2 separate regions of the Homo sapiens genome follow, and region 2 is linked to region 1. A link is a loop called in an ENCODE intact Hi-C map of the cell type or tissue named here. Cell type or tissue: Caco-2. All regions are shown on one strand.

What was found. A loop is a pair of places that touch in the nucleus more often than their neighbours do. Peaks named below come from ENCODE experiments on the same cell type or tissue, not always from the same donor. Only the 100,000 strongest peaks of a DNase experiment are listed, where the experiment ranks them.
Region 2: a loop joins it to region 1, with 4 times the contacts of the local background. A loop is called at or near these places in 6 of 110 quality-filtered maps.

What each region holds. Positions count from the first base shown.
Region 1 is chr18:13,922,527-13,927,526 of GRCh38, forward strand. No RefSeq gene overlaps it. Among named protein-coding and RNA genes, the nearest start is that of MC2R, 9.5 kb to the left of the region's middle. In Caco-2, no CTCF peak of the experiment used is centred here; no DNase peak of the experiment used is centred here; H3K27me3 peaks cover 147 bases.
Region 2 is chr18:13,860,583-13,865,582 of GRCh38, forward strand. No RefSeq gene overlaps it. Among named protein-coding and RNA genes, the nearest start is that of MC5R, 39 kb to the left of the region's middle. In Caco-2, no CTCF peak of the experiment used is centred here; a DNase peak (open chromatin) is centred at 2,459.

The DNA.
Region 1 (5,000 bases):
TAATCACTTATTGTTTTCTCTTCCCGAACTTTTCTAGTATTCCCACATCCCTCCCAGATTGGAGCTTTGGTTAGACACAGAGACAGTCAATGTCCTGCAATGGATGGTTCACTCAGACTGGATTATTTGAGACAAGTTTAATAAAAGGGTCATTTACAAAGATGTAAGCAGAGTAGAGCAAGCCATACCGCAGAGCACGGAATCTGGGCACAGCCATGCCTCTCAGCTGCCCTGGGTCTGAGGCATGTATCCAGCCTGTGGTGACCTGCAGGGGAGAGCTGGGAAAATACCCTGTCTCCCCTCTCTCCTGTTTGACTCTTGGGTTTAATCCAACCAGAAGCCGGGGCAAGGAAGTTACTGATATATCCCTTGTGCTCAGCCTCTTGGGCCACAGAGCTGGAGGGAGAGGCTGGACAGGGGATCTGGAGAGGCAAATGGTAGATTTCTGCACTATTAAATACAATGTGTGGAGGCCATTGTTTGGACTGAGCTTCTGCACCTGGCCACAACAGATCAGACGAAACTAGAATGGAGTCACTTGTGCCAGGTGCCATATAACCAAAGTGAGCCTAGAAATGGGCCTGTTTCCCCCAAAAAACTGGGAGATTCAGAGCAACCAGTCCTAAGGGGCCCAGTCAACCTAAGTCAGTGACTCTATAAGGAAAGTAATTCTGAAACAACCCATCTGCTTTTTGTTCCCTCTTTCTGCTTCTTCAGCCTCTTCTGCCTATAAAGCCTACCTCCTCTGCCCAGCTATCAATGCCCCTTTCATAGATGGGGTGCCACCCAACTCATGAATCATTAATAAAAGCCAATTAGGTCTTTAAACACAATTTGTTGAAATGTTTTCTTTGACAGCACAGATGCACACAGTCCATAAAAGCTGGCTCAGAGAGGAGTTTGCAGAGATGGCAGTGTGTTTGCCACCTGGCAGGTGCCATCAGCCTGGGCCCCCCAGCACCATGTTTGGGGTCTCAGCTGTGGTCCCAGGCTCCGATTAGTGCTTATGCAGGGCCCAGGTTTCCCAGGGACTGGGCCCCTGTGTCACTGAGCAGTGGCTGTGGTTACGCAGGAACAGAATGGCTCTGCGACAGGAATGCCCGTGCAATCCACCAGGCTTAACCTCATGGCAGCGCTGCGGTAGTTTATAGCTGGGGAGAGGGTGCTTTGTGCTCTTGGAAGATATGTGTAGAGTAGGGTTTTCAAACTTCAACAGCCCAGAACCCCAGAATGCTCCTTTCACACTTGGCCAAGTCGTCTAAGATGCTTCCCTTGCACTGCCTGTCTCCATCGGGGAGATAGTACAGCTATTTGTGATCATTTAAATGGAAAAAGAATAAGTTTCCAAAACCTTTAGAAACAAAAAGAACTGAGAGTAAATTCTCCAGTTTGGGACTGACCATTCCGCCAATTCCTTTTGGTTTTAGAGCCTCCCTGGAAAAGGAGAAGGAAAGCATTTAGCTTTGTTTCCGTCCATATGCACAGGACCGATTGTGATTTCTTTTAATCAAAAACCTGTAGCAAATCCCAGGCTCTTAGAACTAGAAGGCACCTAGAGGTCCATGGGTTTAAACACTTTGATGTGCAGAGAAGGAAACTGAGACCCCCGGGAGGTGAAACGACACTCTCAGCGTCACCCTGGGAGGCTGTCTCATACCAGACATGGTTTGTTCGTGTCCCGCATTTCCCTCGTGTTCCCTTTGACATAGAAATGAAATAACTCGAGTTTGCTTTCTGTGATGCTGTGGGAGTTTAGCTCCTTCCCCCAGGTGCTGCTACAATTTCATAACCAGTGTCTGGTGGCTGCTGCCAGCCTCGGAGTGTGGGAGCTGCTGCCCCTGGCATCTTGTCTTTGCCCTGGACCATGCCTGGTCCCTGAGGCTGGAGGCTGTTCCCATGCCTCTTTGCTGGCGTGCACGTGAGCCTTCCCTTTAGTCTCCTAGCACAGAGGACTCAGGGAGGTAATGACAGTCTCCAGGCACAGAGACCGGCTCATGGCCACACTGCACTGCAGGCTCACTCAACATCCGCTAAAAGTTTGGGTGCTGGCAATTTAACAATTCACAGAACAGTCACTGCTCTACGACTTTCCACTTTAGGACCAGTCCTTTTTATCCACAAGGTGCTTTCTCTTTCCTTCTCCTCCCTGACCCCACCTTGAGAGGAACCTGGGTCTCCAGAGCAGAGTCTTTTCTGTTATATCCTCTGCAGCTAGGATCCTTGGTGTCTCCCTTTTATTCTCATTGGGCCAGAGGAAAACAGAACATTCTTTTAAACAAAGACACCTGTCCAAGAAAAATACCTCTTTACTTGATTTTCTGGAGCAGTGATTTTCACAGTGTGGTCAGCAGACAAGCAGCTGGAGGATCGCCTGCACATGCATAGGACAGCAGCAGACCGGCGGTCAGAACTGGGGTGTGGGTGGGGGACCGCCCTCCAGGGGCTTCCGAGGCCCGGGAGTCTGAGAATCTCTGTTGCACAGCAATTAAACTGCCTGTCTCAATGTTCCATCTCTTCTAGGTCTGCGCATCTCTGCTTAAGCAAGAGGCCCAATAAAGTGCTTTCCTAAACAAAAGAAAGTTACTCCCAGTAAGTTCAAGGAAAAAACAAAAATAATCTAAGATTTATGACTTTTGGAAGACATTGTATTTTAAAAATGGATCATGGTGTAGATATCAAATTGTATAGTATTTAGACTCCATTGAATGTAATAAGTGATGTAACAGCTTAAAAGAAACATTTACAGTATGCTGAGAATGACATCCTTTGCAGTTACTTAAGCCTATAATGAAAAGTGCTGGAAGTCACCTGGGAAGTGTACTCATTGAGGAGGGAGATTTCCTACATCCTTTTGGCGGGGACCTGAGCACAAATGTTTGAAGACTGCTGGTCTATCCCATCCAAGCTATACTCCGTAATGTAAACACTGTTTGTGCCCTGTGGCTGGCCTGAAACACTGTCTTCCAAGCTGTGTGGCATCTCCCATCCATCCGCAGCCTCCATCAGCTCCCGTGACTCCACCCGGCTCCCTTCCAGAGGGAGGGGATTGCTCTGCTGCTCTCTCCTGGGACTCCCCTTGTGCTCACCTCATGGTAGTGTGATGGCTTCCTGCAGCGTTTTCTCTGCTAGCACGTGAGCTCCTCAGGGGCAGGCACCTGGGCCTCCCTCATTTTGCCCTCTCTCCCTTGCAGGTGTTTTTGTTTAAGTTATCTGGTAACTGGTTTCATTTCTCCTTGGGTAGCAGCTTTAACATTTTTCTTGTTCCTTAAGACATCAGTGTATGTCACATTGTCACTATGCTATGTGTCTGTGCAAAGCATGTAATGCACATTTGTCAAAATAGCCTACTTTGCTGAATGCTCATAGAAAGTTGGTATGCACATTTTCCCCTCTAGGACAATACTCACCTCAGGCTTGAGCTGCACTGTCCCTTCCCCTCTCTGAGCACATGCTGCTCCTTGGATCAGCCAGCGAGGCCCCCATGTGCCAATGGAGCCAAGAGGACTCCAGAGACTTACAACAGAAATGCAGAGCTGCTCAGCCACCCACAGACAGAGTTCCACTCTTGGATGGAAACTCAGAGGAATCCACACACAGCTGTTGGCTGAATTTTTATTTGACTTTACCAAGCAAGTAAAAAATTATGATTCAATGCCTTGCATAGTGACTTCAGGTGAGAAAAGATGCTGGTGGGATACCCCCCATTTGTTAGGGGCTCTGCACCCCAGTTGTCACTGAATTCCAACTTCTGCTGCTTCTGTGGTTGGTTCATTGATGCTCACATCTTTCCTGCTTGTGTACATGTTTTTTAATATATGTACACAATTATTGAACAACCTCAGGTCACCGTGGATAATAGTGCCTAAGATCTAAAATAAATGCCATGTTCCTTCCAAGATACAATAGATATGGTGGCATGCCCCATCAGGATGTTTGGGATTTGATATCATTACTTGTGTCCTAAAAAAATTGGATTTTAGGTTATGTAATAAGGTTGCTCATAGGAAGTTCCCAGGTAATAAACTCTATGGGGCTGCAGAGAGAAGAATCTGAACTGAGGACCACTGGTAGCTGGCAGCTGGCAGTTCTGAAGTAGATTTTACAGTGTGGGGACATTAAACTACAACAGAACCTGCCTTGGGAACTTGGATCATGCACCTGAACAAGATCCAAAATCAGGTTGTGGAGAACCAGACTGTGGTATATGGATGCATGTACATGTGTGTATATGCATGCGCACATGGTGTGCAATTGGAGTCTCTGTGAGATCTGTGGATATGTAGCTTCCTCAGTAGCTTTCTATGGGCTGAGCTGTATTGTTGTGTGTGGTTAGGCCAGGGTGTAATATGGTAGTCACCAGCATGGCAAAACTTAATAATAGTCTGGAATTAAAAAGAGGAAACTATATCAGCCAAACCCAAATGTTTAGGGGAAAAGATAAGTAATAAAGGCGTTTAAATGCTCTTCTTACTGAGGAAAGGGAAAACCATGGGCAACAGAGGATCTTCAAAGAGGAGCTATTGAGATCTTTATAGTAGAAGAATAAATGTTGAGAAAGAGAAGGAACCATGAGTAGAATTAAGAATTACAGAAGAATTTCCAAATTAAGATAAGGTTAAAAATGAGAAGGATGGCCAGGTGCAGTGGCTCACACCTGTAATCCCAGCACTTTGGGAGGCCATGGAAGGTAGATCACAAGGTCAGGAGATTGAGACCATCCTGGCCAACATGGTGAAAACTCGTCTCTACTAAAAATACAAAAATTAGCCAGACATGGTGGTAGGCACTTGTAGTCCCAGCTACTCAGGTGGCTGAGGCAGGAGAATCACTTGAACCCAGGAGGCAGAGGTTGCAGTGAGCCGATGTTGCACCACTGCACTCCAGTCTGGGTGACAGAGGAAGACTCCATCTCAAAAAAAAAAAGAAAGAAAAGGACAAGTAATTTGATCAAATTAACACATGTAAGAAAACAGAAAAAGAGGCAACAATAAATTAAATGA
Region 2 (5,000 bases), 62 kb before region 1:
TTTTGAGTGAGTTTCTTAGTCCTGAGTTCTAATTTGATTGCACTGTGGTCTGAGAGACTGTTTGTTATCATTTCCGTTCTTTTGCATTTGTTGAGGAGTGTTTTACTTCCAATTACGTGGTCAATTTTAGAATAAGTGCAATGAGGTGCTGAGAAGAATGTATATTCTGTTGATTTGGGGTGGAGAGTTCTGTAGATGTCTATTACGTCCGCTTGGTCCAGAGCTGCGTTCAAGTCCTGAATATCTTTGTTAATTTTCTGTCTTGTTGATCTGTCTAATATTCACAATGGGGTGTTAAAGTCTTCCATTATTATTGTGTGGGAGTCTAAGTCTCTTTGAAGGTCTCTAAGAATTTGCTTTATGAATCTGAGTGCTCCTGTATTGGGTGCTTATATATTTAGAATAGTTAGCTCTTCTTGTTTCATTGATCCCTTTACCATTATGTCCTTCTCTGTCTCTTTTGATCTTTGTTGGTTTAAAGTCTGTTTTATCAGAGATTAGGATTGCAACACCTGCTTTTTTTTTTTTCTTTCCATTTGCTTCGTAAATATTCCTCCATCCCTTTATTTTGAGCCTATGTGTGTCTTTGCTTGTGAGATGGGTCTCCTGAATACAGTACACTGATGGGTGTTGACTCTTTATCCAATTTGCCAGTCTGTGTCTTTTAATTGGGGCATTTAGCCCACTTACATTTAAGGTTAATATTGTTACATGTGCATTTGATCCTGTCATTTCGATGCTAACTCATTGTTTTGTCCATTAGTTGATGCAATTTCTTCATAGTGCCAATGTTCTTTACAATTCAGTATGTTTTTGCAGTGGCTGGTAATGGTTGTTCCTTTCCATGTTTAGTGCTTCCTTCAGGAGCTCTTGTAAGGCTGGCCTGGTGGTAACAAAATCTCTCAGCATTTGCTTGTCTGTACAGAATTTTATTTCTCCTTCACTTATGAAGCTTAGTCTGGCTGGATATGAAATTCTGGGTTGAAAATTCTTTTTTTTAAGAATGTTGAATATTGGCCCCCACTCTCTTCTGGATTGTAGTGTTTCTGCAGAGAGATCCACTGTTAGTCTGATGGGTTTCCCTTTGTGGGTAACCCGACCTTTCTCTCAGGCTGCCCTTAACATTTTTTCCTTCATTTCAACCTTGGTGAATCTGATGATTATATGTCTTCGCATTGCTCTTCTCAAGGAGTATCTTTGTGATGTTCTCTGTATTTCCTGAATTTGAATGTTGGCCTGTCTTACTAAGTTGGGGATGTTCTCCTGGATAATATCTTGAAGAGTGTTTTCCAAGTTGATTCCATTCTCCCCTTCACTTTCAGGTACACCAATCAGATGTAAATTTGGTCTTTTCACATAGTCCCATATTTCTTGGAGGTTTGTTTGTTCCTTTTTATTCTTTTTTCTCTAATCTTGTCTTCTCTTTATTTCATTAAGTTAATCTTCAATCACTTGATCAATTGATCAATTCCATTATTGATACTTGTGTATGCTTCACGAAGTTCTTGTGCTGTTTTTTTCAGCTCCATCAGGTCATTTATGTTCTTCTCTACGTGGTTTCTAGTTAGCAATTAGTCTAACCTTTTTTCAAGGTTCTTAGCTTCCTTGCATTGGGTTAGAATATGCTCTTTTAGCTTGGAGGAGTTTGTTATTACCCACCTTCTGAAGTCTAGTTCTGTCAATTCGTCAAACTCATTCTCCGTCCAGTTTTGTTCCCTTGCTGGCGAGGAGTTGTGATCCTTTGTAGGAGAAGAGGCGTTCTGGTTTTTGGAAATTTTAGTCTTTTTGCGTTGGTTTCTCCCCATCTTTGTGGATTTATCTACCTTTGGTCTTTGATGTTGGTGACCTTCAGATGGGATCTTTGAGCGGATGTGCTATTCCTTTCTGCTCGTTAGTTTTCCTTCTGATAGGCCCCTGTCTGCTGGTCTTCTGGAGTTTGCTGGAGGTCCACTCCCGACTCTGTTTGCCTGGGTATCACCAGCAGAGGCTGCAGAACAGCAAAGACTGCTGCCTGATCTTTCCTCTGGAAGCTTTGTCCCAGAGGGTCACCTGCCAGATGCCAGCCAGAGCTCTCCTGTATGAGGTGTCTGTCGGCCCCTACTGGGAGGTGTCTCCAAGTCAGGATACACGGGGGTCAGGGACCCACTTGAGGAGGCAGTCTCACCCTTAGCAGAGCTCGAATGCTGTGTTGGGAAATCTGCTGCTCTCTTCAGAGCTGTCAGGCAGGGACTCTTATGTCTCCTGAAGCTGCACCCACAGCCACCCCTTTCCCCAGGTGCTCTTTCCCAGGGAGATGGTGGTTTTATCTATAAGTTCCTGACTGGGGCTGCTGCCTTTTTTTCAGAGATGCCCTGCCCATAGAAGAGAAATCTGGCAGTCTGTCCACAGCAGCCTTGCTGAGCTGCAGTGAGCTCCACCCAGTTCAAACTTCCCAGTGGCTTTGTTTACACTGTGAGCGTAAAATCGCCTACTCAAGCCTCAGCAATGGCAGAGACCCCTCCCTCCAACAAGCTCAAACATCCGGGGTCAATCTCAGACTGCTGCTGTGCTGGCAGTGAGAATTTCAAGCCCGTGGATCTTAGTTTGCTGGGCTCTGTGGGGGTGGGACCCACTGAGCTACCACTTGGCTCCCTGGCTTCAGCACCCCTTTCCAGGGGAGTGAATGGTTCTGTCTCGCTGGGGTTCCAGGCGCCACTGGCGTATGGAAAAAAAGAACTGCAGCTAGTTCAGTGTCTTTCCAAATGGCCACCCAGTTTTGTGCTTGCAACCCAGGGCCTTGATGGGGTAGGCACCAGAGGGAATCTCCTGGTTTGCAGGTTGTGAAGACCGTGGGACAAGCACAGTATCTGAGCCAGAGTTCCTCAGGCTCAGTGCCTCAAGGCTTCCCTTGAGTAGGGGAGAAAATTCTCTGACCCCTTGTGAGGTGATGCCCGTCTGTTGGCTCGCCGTTGGTGTGCTGCACCCATTGTCCAACTTGTCCCAGTGAGCTGAACCAGGTACCTCAGTTGGAAATGCAGAAATCACCCACCCACCTTCTGCATCAATCTCACTGGGAGCTGCAGACCAGCGCTGTTTGGCCATCTTGCCAGCAATCCTCAAATACTCTCTGCTGGTTCTTTGTGTGGGAAATAGTTTTTCCATACAGGATAGAAAGCAAGTTTATTTAGAAGATCATTACATTGTCCATATTATTCTTTTTGTTTTTGATTTCGTTTAAAATAAAACAGAACTCGAGCTAGTCAAAAAAAGAGGTTGAGCAAAAGATTGCTGATATGATCTGCGCAATAAAATTCACAACTGTTTTGACGCTTCAAGTGGCAACCTGGGGCATGGGGTGGGTGGAGCGGTGTGGGGGTTAGACCAGGGCAAAGGCAGTTAAGGGAAAGCTTCAGACTTGGGAGGGTGAGAGTGGAATTTAGGAAATTGTAGCAAACTATATTCATAGAAGAAAGTGGATCAATGAGAAATATCCTTTTATGACAAAGATAGACAAGGAAAATAGAGATCCCAAATACTCAATTTTAAATAGTTTCTTGTTCTATACTGTGGTGTCAAACTTCTCATTTGGCCCAAGTAATCTGGAACAGACTTGCACTCACAGCTTTGGTGAATGGAGTAAGAGGCAGTGACCACAGGTACAAAAGCAAGTCCAGGAAGGGTACTGGGGAGGAAGGTGGAGCATCCAGGAAAGCCAGGGTTCAGGGCGGCAGTGGCCACAAGAATGGGAATTCTCCAAAAACCCTTAGAAAGTTTGTAATGTGTTGGATTTCCCACAGGATGTGGGGTGGGAGATTAGTGCTGTCTTATTAAATACCCAAAGAAAGATGATGCCCCAAAGCTGGAGAAATTAAGACTGGAATTTATAAGAACATAAATCTTATTGGAAAATAATTTTCTAAAGAGTTCGTTGAAACTTAATGTAATATTGTAATGGCAAAACCAAAATGTTTATTTAGTTTCTTGGCTTTAAAAATATAAATACCATTTTTAAGCATAGACTCCTCCCAATTTTCCATTTCAAGTAACCTGTGTGAAAAGATACTGTGAAAGCAAAAGTTTACTTCTACTGAATTTTTATAATCAAAGTAACACTTACTTTCTCAACCCTGACCGCTAGAATCTGAACGGCTATTGCTCAGAATTTCCCAGTGGTTCTCAAACCAGTCACCAATCCCAACTTCTAACCTAGCCATATCCCTACTGATCATATTTACATCTTAGCAAGACTTAGGAAAGAATTAAATCTCTTGGAAACATTTAACCATAGTTGCTAACTTTTTAAAAAGGCTAAATTCCTCATGGTAAAATAAAAGTAAGAATATATAAGGAAAGCATTCTCACTTAAGAATTTTCTGAAGAAATGTTCATGCTGTATGGTTTGAATGATGCATCTGAGATCAAGCTGGGAACACAGTCACCTATTTCCTAGGGAGGTCAACACTTCTAAGAGGGCCTGGGACTCTTATGTAGATTTGCCAACTTTATACAAATACAGCATTTTTTTCCCAAGATCTCTCATGAGAATGATGGTGCTCATCTGCAAAAACACACTGAAGATTTTACTGTGTGGGCACTGGGTGCCAAGAACACACACTTTCTCTACAGATGGCACAGTTGTTCCTAAATGCAGGCAACCTCATCGTGCCTGACCTTCTGCTTCTTGGCGTTACCACTAAAGCCTTGTCAGTCTATGTGCCCTCTTTTCTGCCTTTCCATTCTTCTTTCTGACTTCAAGCTTTCATGCTGTTCACACGCCTGCCTCCAGGCTACTGAGCCCCGCGGAGATGATCAAGTATGGAGGGCCATCAGGATGAATCTCCATCCCAGCACTTTTGGCAGTCATGGCAGTATTTGGTTCTTGGAGAAGGCTGGGGACTTGCTCTTGCTCAACTTTGGTATACATTTTATTTATTTTCATCACCAGAGTCACTTTCAACCAGCAAAGAAACAGGACTTAAAGGCTCAGAGATTTGGTAATTTCCCTTAAGTGGAGCTCCAGC